Linked DNA regions of Homo sapiens: region 2 is linked to region 1. The links are chromatin contacts, found by Hi-C or POLR2A ChIA-PET in ENCODE. All regions are on one chromosome and are shown on one strand. The core of a region is the stretch at or near the end of the contact, and the rest is flanking DNA. Distances in the headings are between cores, read along the strand shown. Region 1 overlaps LOC107984282 (a long non-coding RNA gene). Region 2 holds the start of PWWP2B (PWWP domain containing 2B).

Evidence for each region. Hi-C counts contacts between places; a loop is a spot of excess contacts on that map. ChIA-PET counts read pairs that join two places held with the same protein, here RNA polymerase II (POLR2A). Pooled maps may share reads with other maps.
Region 2: a map of IMR-90 shows a loop between it and region 1 (6-fold over the local background). The contact joins the promoter of PWWP2B here to the enhancer-like site in region 1. A Hi-C loop is called at or near these places in 6 of 168 maps with a recorded cell type or tissue (IMR-90, cardiac septum, heart left ventricle and 3 more) and 14 of 50 pooled maps. POLR2A ChIA-PET finds 5 or more read pairs at or near these places in 3 of 52 experiments (H1, Panc1 and RWPE1).

What each region holds. Positions count from the first base shown.
Region 1 is chr10:132,515,017-132,519,339 of GRCh38, forward strand. LOC107984282 (a long non-coding RNA gene) reads right to left here. Exons shown (of 4, transcript NR_158224.1): 2 at 3,101-4,323. Among named protein-coding and RNA genes, the nearest start is that of INPP5A, 21 kb to the right of the region's middle. RefSeq lists enhancers at 1,146-1,653, 1,654-2,162, 2,163-2,670, 3,179-3,686. Within about 2 kb of position 2,380, at least 30 of the 41 ENCODE cell types and tissues checked have a DNase peak (open chromatin) inside an H3K27ac peak, as active enhancers do; they include IMR-90, Panc1, heart left ventricle and 3 more, where a contact is called at or near this core.
Region 2 is chr10:132,393,994-132,398,449 of GRCh38, forward strand. PWWP2B (PWWP domain containing 2B) reads left to right here and starts at 3,207. Exons shown (of 3, transcript NM_138499.4): 1 at 3,207-3,358. The coding sequence starts at 3,234. It overlaps LOC124902526 (a long non-coding RNA gene), which reads right to left and starts at 2,563. Exons shown (of 2, transcript XR_007062342.1): 1 at 668-2,563; 2 at 1-337. RefSeq lists enhancers at 1,125-1,648, 1,649-2,171, 3,742-4,264, 4,265-4,456 and silencers at 1,980-2,359, 2,380-2,809, 3,220-3,329, 3,340-3,479.

The DNA.
Region 1 (4,323 bases), core at 1,130-3,629:
AGCCCTGTGTTCACGGCTCCCAGGCTCTCCCTCTGGCCTGGCCCGAGGCCTCTCCTGGAGACGCTTTCAGGCAGGGGGTCTGTGTGGCCCCACGAGGAGGTCCCCGGCCACTATCCCTGCCTGGATTCGGAAGGGGTGGAACCACAAGAGGCACCTGGGGAAATGGCAGAGCTGCCCCCAAAGCAGCCCTGACTGGAGCTCTGATGAACACAGGCCTCGGCTTCCTGCATGGGAGGCAACGAGCGGGGTGGGCCCAAGGCCGTCTGTGTTTCTGGCCTCAGCCTCTGTGGCGGAGGCACAGCAGAGGGGCCGCCAAGCATGTTTTCCACCAAATTCCGCCAGTCTTGCAGCTGCCTGCAAGTCCTGCCAGAGTCTCACGGTGGACCTGGGGCTCGGACTCCACAGGTGTTATGGGTTTGTGCTTTTCCCGTCTCCAGGGGCACCTCAGTGGGCAGTTTAAAGAGGAAGTCTGCAACCGGGGCAGCCAGCCTGATCTTTAAAACAGAAACCTTTCTCTAACAGATTTTGAAGTTAATGAAAAACAACATAATGCTTTCATTCTAGAAAATATGAATCGCTTTTTATAGATCTTTTTATTTTCCTTTGTTTCATTAAAGCCAGACTTAGGAGTCAAAAAGAAAAAAAAAAGATGTGGGATCTACAAGGTACAATTTCCTATTATCATCCATCTTCCCAGGAAGCAATTTTCTTGTCTACATATAAAAGTACCCTAACGCTTGAAGCAGAGAAAACCAACCAGGGACGGCTCCCATGCTGGGAGTCCAGGGCTCGCACAGCAACGGCCACCTTCCCGAATGACCTCGTTCTGGGAAATAAACGGGAATATGTTCCACAGCCGGATGGCACCCAGGAGCTATGGGCAGTCAGGACAATGTGTCCCACAGCTGGAAGGCACCTGGGAGCTCTGGCAGAGCTGGGAGGCTGGGGAGGCCGGGGACCCTGGCTGCCACCTCTTGCCTGCATGGTTCTCCTGCTTGCAAAGGGGACAGTGCCCAAAGCCACTTGAGCCACTGGGAAAGTGGTGAGGGAGAACTGGGGTGTTGGGTGTCTCATTTCACTCTGCTGCACCCCCAGCTCCAGCCAGGGTGGTCGGCTCTCTCTCCATCTACTACAAAGCCTCCTTGACTCTGGAGGGGCCCCCCAGTGCCCATGCCTCTGCAGAAACAAGTGTCCCAGCTCCAGCAGAGCCACCGCCCTCTGCCTTCCACCCTCTGTCCTCTGTCCTCTGCCCTCTGCCCTCTGTCCTCTGCCCTCTGCCCTATGGCTGGCCCTGGCTGTGAAGTGGTCTCCCTCTTCCCCTTTCTACCCGGGGCATGAGGACTGCCAGTCTCACAGGAGGCATTGTGGATCTGGGCTGGAGAGCCTGTGCAGGGCTCCGGCTGTGGTGGGAAGGTGCCTGGCCATGAGACGCATCACTCAGTGCTTCCTTGTGACCAGAAGACGTTGAGGAAGCAACGGTTTGCTCCCAAGGGACTGGCTACCCCACATACGCACGTGTATATATACATGCACAGTTCATGTTCACAATGCACACATGTGTGCTGTGCACAAGCAAACATACGCATATAAGATACAGTGCACACACATGTGCACATCCACACAATATGTGCTCATACATGCATGTACACACATGCACACCATGTACGTCAGCATGCATCTGCAAGTACACAGTGCACAACGCGTGCACACACACACACACACACACACACACAGCTCTCTCCTGATCCTGCTACCCTCCCCTCACCTCAAAGGCAGGATCAGGGGCCTCCCTACCCATGTGATTCAGTGACACATGGCTGGGGCAGGGACCCGCCCCCTTGGCTCCCAGGTACACAGGCACCCAAGTCACCTGCTCCAGAAACCGTCCCAGAGACAAGTTCCCCCGGACCGCTGCACCCGACAAATGGCTGCTGGGGCGAGACCAGCCCGGGGACTTGCCGCGTGGCACCTTGGGGCGCTCAGTAGCAGGGCAAGACGCAGGCACTAGTCTGGCCAGGGCCACAGTGGGGCGGGGGGCGCAGGTGGCCCCAAGCTGGTTGGAAAGAGGGCTCTCAGGTGCCAGGGCACGCCTAGGGGTGAGATCCAAGCCAGCCCCTCAGGCCTCAACAAGGCGGCTCCTCCGGGAGGTGAAGGTCGGGCCACATTCCTGCGGAAGCTGGAATTCTGACATCAGATTTTCCAAGCTAGCTTTGGGGGAGGAGCCGGCAGGGAGCCAGGAGGGAGCCGAGGCCAGCGGGGGGTGGGGCGGGGTGGCTGAGGCTGTTCCAGGTTCCACAGGCCTGAGGTCCTGCTGGCCTCCCCCTGGGCCTGGGCTGCCCACTGGCCGCCTGGAGCATCCCACGCAGAGGGTGACTTTCTCATCCCAGCACTGGCCTGGCTGAGTCACATGGGGGCTGGGCCAGGGGACTCTAAAAATAGCCTGCGCTGGCGCTCGCTGGACCAGCCGGGAAGTTATTATTAGGCTGCGGCAGGGCCTCCTCCTGGGGTGGCCTCTCCTCTCAGAGCCCGGAAGAGGGAGGGGCTCGGTCAAGGCTGTGGGGCTGCCAGGTCACCAGGCCCTGGACACTCAAGCCGGGTCCCTCCGGTGGGGGCAGGGCAGGGGCTGCGCCCTCAGCCTGACTCCCACCCACACGCCCCTTCTTCCTGCGCTTCCCAGGGATGACCAGGCACTGTACGGGGGCAGCTCCTGGTTTTTCTGCCCCGCGAGGACCTGCTGTTCCATCAGGAGGGTGACTTTCTTCCCCTGCCCACCCTGGGGAGTCTCCCACGTCTGTGGGGCCTTTTCTGGATTCACTCTCTGTACCCACTGCTCACGCAGGGCCCAGTGCAAAACAAAACTGCGAGGCCACCCTTCAACAATGACTAAGTATTCGGGGCAAGTATGGGGCCTTGGGGGCAGCCACTCTGGGCCCTAGCTGCACCCCCATAAAGCCAGCCTTGCACCCTGTCCCCAGAAACCACTGACGTGGGGCCTGCAGGGGTGTGAGATACATCAGGGTGCAGCCGTCCCCAGGACACCTGAGCCGAGACCCTGTCTCCATGGAAACAATAGCTACCAGGCCAGCAGCTCCCAGCTCACCGCTGCCGCTCATGTCCAGGCCGTGGTCCTTGGAGTGGTCACTGCTGCGAGGGAAGGAGCCCCCAACAGCTCCCGTGAACCTGACCCTGGAGAGGGAGGCTGTGCTCTAAACCCCTCTCCTGAGTCTTCAGTGAACCCTTGTGCCCCTGGACAGGCACTGTTCTGGGGACGTGCTGGCCCCGCCCTCCCCTGGGCCGGCCCTGCTCAGCCAGGAGGACCACCCTAGTGAAGGCCACTCCCCATCCCCATCTGAGGAGGGTGCACTTTTGCAACAGAGAAAGCCCCAGGCTCAACCCAGTCAGCGCTGCCTCCAGCCCGTGGGACCCAGAACACAGCTCCAGTCCTTCCACTGCAGAGACCCTGGGGGCAGGGCCCGGCCCCAAACGCAGAGACTCAGAGTTCGTGTGGATGGTTGACCCTGAAAGTAGCTTCATGTATTGTCTGATTATAAAAATGATACCCCTTGTAAAAAATACAAACTACAAAAAAGTAAAAGCAGGTTGTGTCCCCCCAAGACCTTTCCCTAGCGGTTCCTACAGCCGCTATGGAGGCCAGCGCAGGAAAAGGCGGGGGTGCGGGCGTGAGGCCAAGTGCACCTGTGATTTGGTCCGGGCACAGCTTGGCGTGTCTCTGTGCTCCTCCCTCTGGAGAAGCCCCGCCTACATTGAAGGGCACGTGGGCCGGTGCCGTAACTTGCTCCACCCAGACCTGCCGATGGACATTTATATCACGTCTGCTTTTTTGGCCGCTGAAACAAGCAGCCGAGGTGCCTTTGGGCCTGTATCTTTGCCCACCTTCTGATTGTTTTCTGGACAAATCCCCGAGGAAGACACCAGGTCACAGAGCACACTTGTTTAACATTGTGAAACCTACAAGGATCGGTGGAGATTTTATCCCTAAGGGACTCAGGGCCTCTGCGGGGTGAAGGTCGGAGGCACGAGCCACACTTCCCAGACCGCTGGCCAGCTCACTCCCCAGCAGCCGCTAACCCTGTCTAACCCCTGCTGGGCTCCTCTTTCCTTTCCTGTAATCCCAGCTACTCCTCCAGGTGGTGAGAGCACCTGAGCTGTGGGGCCGGCACCAGGAGGCTGTGTTGCTGTTGTCAGGCACGGGGCTGTTTCCCCATGGAGGAGACGCAGCCTCTCTGGACAGCCGCCTCCCCCTCTGGTGTCCGGACACAGTGTTGTCATGCCCAGACTTTGCCTCCTGGTCTGTCTGCTCCG
Region 2 (4,456 bases), core at 1,957-4,456, 120 kb before region 1:
TGGTGATGCAAGTGAGCCAGGCTGCCAGGGAGGACAAATCCTGGAGTTCCTCCAAGGACCGCAGGGGAGGCAGACCCTGAGGGGAGGTGGCCTGCGGGGTTCCTGCCTTCCTCCCCTGCTGTCTCAGGGGACATAGAGGCCAGCCCCTGCTTCCTCCTCCAGCCACCTGTCCCTCCCTCAACTGTACCCCTTCAGGCCACCCATCCTGCCAACTGCTGGTCACCCACCCCCAGCCCCGGTGGAAGTTCCGGACACTCTCCTGTCCCCTTGGCTTACCCCATCTGACTGGCTGGGCCGTCCCGAGCTGGGCATGTCCTAGGCCTTGCTGCGGCTGTGCCTACAGCCAGAGGACCAAAGGCTTTAGGACCTTTTGTTTGGATCAAGTCTCTTGAAGACAAAGTCTAAAGACCTCGGAGGTGTCTCTTCCCACTCTTGGCCTTTTCACCCCAGCCAGGGGCGTACTCCCGAGGCTCCTCTCCAGCCCAGCCAGGCAGCTCAGGGTCCTCTCACTGTGGGCAGCACCAGCCCCAGTACCCAGGGTGCTTCCCAGAACTGGGCAGACCTCACTGACTGGCATGAGCAGGGTGGCCTCTGGGGAGATGCTCAGAGCAGCAAGCCTAGGACAGCCTCCCAACCCCCGAATACAGGGTCAGACAGGAGGGGATACCTGGGCTGATGAGGTCCCCAAGGACACCTGCACTTTAATCGGGGACTCTGGAAACTCCCATGGCCTCTTCTTCAACAAGCAGGTTGGAGCGGGGCGGGAAGCAAGTGGGAGCAGGTGCGGGGGCAGGGCTGCTGGGGGAGGCCCTGAACAGCCACCGTTTAAGTTGCAAAAATGGTCTCCCTGTCTGCAGATGGTCTTTTTTATACCTTACCTAGTGGAGAGCAGGTTTTAAAAACGGCTTCCAAGTTCACTTAACAATACACAGTAAATAGCACGGGCCAGAGGGGAAGAGGCAGAGGGAAGGCGGGCAGGGCAGAGGGAAGGTGGGCAGGGCAGAGGGAAGGCGGGCAGGGCAGAGGGGCAGGAGGTACCATGGGCCAGCCGTGCTTCTCACTGCCCTCTTCCCCTCTCCAGCCAGAGCTGCCAGCTGCTGGGTGCATCTGTCTGGCCCTCTGTGCCCCGGAACCCTCTTCCCCTGTCCTGCCCGCCGCCACCCAGCCTTGGTTCCTCTCAAAGCCCAGCAAGTCCACAGGTGGGTCCCTCAGCACACCCCAAACTGTTCCTCCTGCTGGCGTGGGAAGTCACCAGGAGCCCCAGGCGCACGCAGACACCTTGCAGAGGATCCTGCCCACCCCCACCCCCACCTCGGAAGCCCTTGCTTTTGCCCACCTGGTGGGGCCCTGGTGAATGCTGGTGCTCCCCTGGACACTCTTTCTGGATCCCTCCACCCACATACAGCCCCCTGTGCATTAGCCCCACCCCATGCTGGCCCCACCAGCCTGAATGCTGATTCACCCTGGCAGTCCCCAATGCTCAGAAAGGGCAGTGCCCAGCAGGCCTCTCCAGCAGGCAGGAAGAAGAGCCAAGCAAGTGGGCAGCCTCAGGATGGCCGCTCAGCCCAACCTGGAGCAGGGTGGCGAGGGGGTCCCTGCTGCCTGGCATTTTTCCTCCAAAGTCAGCCCCACCCCTGGAGGGGGCAGCTGCAGAGGCCTGTGGGCAGGACAGCAGGCAGGCTCCACTGCAAGCCTGGCAACCAGTGGGCAGGGGCTGGCTGACCCTGGAGAACGGGGCGCCTTGAGGTGCCTGAGGCCCCAGGAAGGGCTTAGTGTTGGCGGGAGCCCCAGGCCACACAGAGGAGGACAGACACTCACTGGGCTTCCAGGCCTCCTCTGGGACTGTCCCCGGCCAGAACTCTGGCTCATTCGGCCTCGGTCCCTACCCCTGTTCTAGCCGGACGGTCAGGTGTCCCAGGCCCCGCGGGCTCCCTCACTCCGCCCTGGCTCCTCTCTGAGGCTCCCACTGCCGCGCGGCCGCCGGAGGGCGAGGTCGACAGGCGCCAGCGACCCGACGGTCCCCAGTGGCACCAGGGGCGGTGGTCCTCAATTCCCAGGCTGGGAGGAGCCCTGCCCGGCGGCGCTGGGTCGCCAGGACAACTACGCGGTCCCCCGCCCCGCCTCCAGGCCTCGTCAGGCGCTGCAAGTCCGGCTCAGAAGCCCGGCCCGGGGCCAAGGTCACCGCAGCAGGCCGGGCCCCTGCGTTCTGAGCCGGGTGCGGACGTGCTGGTGCTCGGGGAAGTCGGGGGCTTTGACGCCTGAAGGCGCGGGAGCCGGGCGCCTGGGGGAAGGGGGTCCGGCGCCGTCACCTCCCACTCCTCGCCCGCGGGTCGGGGAGCCCCTGCCGCGGGGGAAGGAGGCTGTTTCCTTTGTAAACTGGCGGAGGCGCGCCTGGCCCCTGGGCCCGGCAACCCGAAGAGACACGCCCGAGACCTCCGGAGGGAGTTAACCCCCCGGGCCCCGGTGCCGGCCACCCCCAGGCGCGCAGGGTGGCCCTGAGCCGGGCGCGCGCCCGCTTGTCGCCCCGAGAGGCGCCGAGCCCAGTGGGGCGACCCAGTGTCCCGCCCCCCACGCGGCGAGGGCGACACTAGGCCGCTGCCCCCGGGCGCCCCGCGTCCCCTCCGCCTGCCCCGGCTTCCTGCGCGCGCCGCCCGGGACTTCCTCGCCGCAGTGCCCGGGGCCACCAGAGCCCAGCGCGGGGCGCTGCCGGGACACGCGGGCGGCCGACCCCAGGCGGGAGGATCCGGGCCACCGGGGAGGGAGGGAGGGCGCAGGGCTGGGCCCGGAGGGGGAGGGGGGCCCGGGACCGGCCCCAGGCAGGGGAGCGGGGGGATGGGGTCCCGGGGCTCCGGCCGCGGCGGGTGTCCCCCCCGCCGCCCCCGGGCTCGTGGCTCTCGGGTCCTCCCGAGCCAGGGGACACTCCCGGCCAGCGTGGGCCGCGAGCCCGGGCGCAGCCCCCTCTCCAGCCCGGGGGTCCGCACCGCGCGTCCGGCCGACCTCTGCGGGCGGGCGCGGCTTCTCCCGGGACGCGGCGGCGGCGGGCGGGGTCCCCGGGAGCGGAGCCCGCGGCCGCGCGCCCCCGGCCCGGCTCGGCTCGGCTGTGGCGGCCGCCCCAGCGGAGCTTTGTGACGTCAGGCGGCCGCGGGGCGGCGTCACGCGCGGGGCTGACCCGGCGGCGGCGGCGGCGGCGGCGGCGGCGGCGGGGCGGGGGCGGCCTGGGACGCGGCGGGAGCATGGAGCCGCGCGCCGGCTGCCGGCTGCCGGTGCGGGTGGAGCAGGTCGTCAACGGCGCGCTGGTGGTCACGGTGAGCTGCGGCGAGCGGAGCTTCGCGGGGATCCTGCTGGACTGCACGAAAAAGTGAGCGGGGGCGCGGGCCGGGACACCCCCGGGGTCCCCACGCGACACCCGCCTCCGCCGCCCGGAGACCCGGGACCCGCCTCCGGGTTGGGGGTGGCGTGGCCCCGGCGCCCGCTTTCGGTTTCTGCCGAGCCTGAGTTTCGGGGCGCGCGAGCGCGGCCGCCACTCGGGGGGGCAAAAGTGGTTCTCAAAGTCGTCGCGACTTTTCGGGGCGGGCGCCGGGCCGGGGCGGGCCGGGGCGGGGGGCGCGGGGCCGGGGTCCCGGAACTCCACACATCTGCCATAATTAATGCACTTTTCTTTGTTCAGAGCCACTGTTGAATTCGACTGTTGGCAGAATTGTCGTTAAAGCAGGGGAGGGTCAGATGCGCCGTGGCCTTGCCCTGGCAGTTCCTCACAGGTGGGGGTGCCCTGTCGAAGGCCACGGGCCCCTGGCTGCTGGGAGTGACTCCGCGGCTGAGGTTTGGATTCGGGGAGAGCAGTTGCGCCCAGCTGTGCGATTTAAGAACAGTTTCAGGCCAGGGAGCCCTGAGTCATGGGGGCGTGAAGAGGTACAAGCTGTGGGAGCCGTGGGCACATCCCCCGGGAGCCCTGGCTTCCTGGGTGGGGGGCGCAGGGCAGGGCGGGGCGGTTCCTCCTGAGAGGCACCTGTGCACGGGCTGCAGGGACCCATGCGGTGCAGATGAGCCTCCTGGACACCGCGTCACATGGCAGGGAGCTGTCGCTGCCAGATCAATGATTAGGCATGAATCAGGCTGTGGCCTCGCTGCGCTCCTGCAGGGCTTTCTTTTGAAACTGGGAGCAGGGAAAGGCTCCTCTTGTAAAGGCCCAACTTTTTCCATCCGTGGAGCCCAGATTTTTGCCTGGTGACATGAATTAGCAGAGAGGACCGTGTTCCTTCCACAATTATTTCGCAGACGTTATCTCTTCATTAGATGTGCCAGAAGCCATTTATCCACAAGTCACGTGATTTAACATATGGCTCCCGTGTGGTTCCTGCCCGCTCCGTGTGGGCTACCGCTGGGAGTGCACGGGCAGGATGGAGGGACACTCGGGGGGTGAGAATCGCCACCTGGGAGCTGCCATCCCCTCCACCAT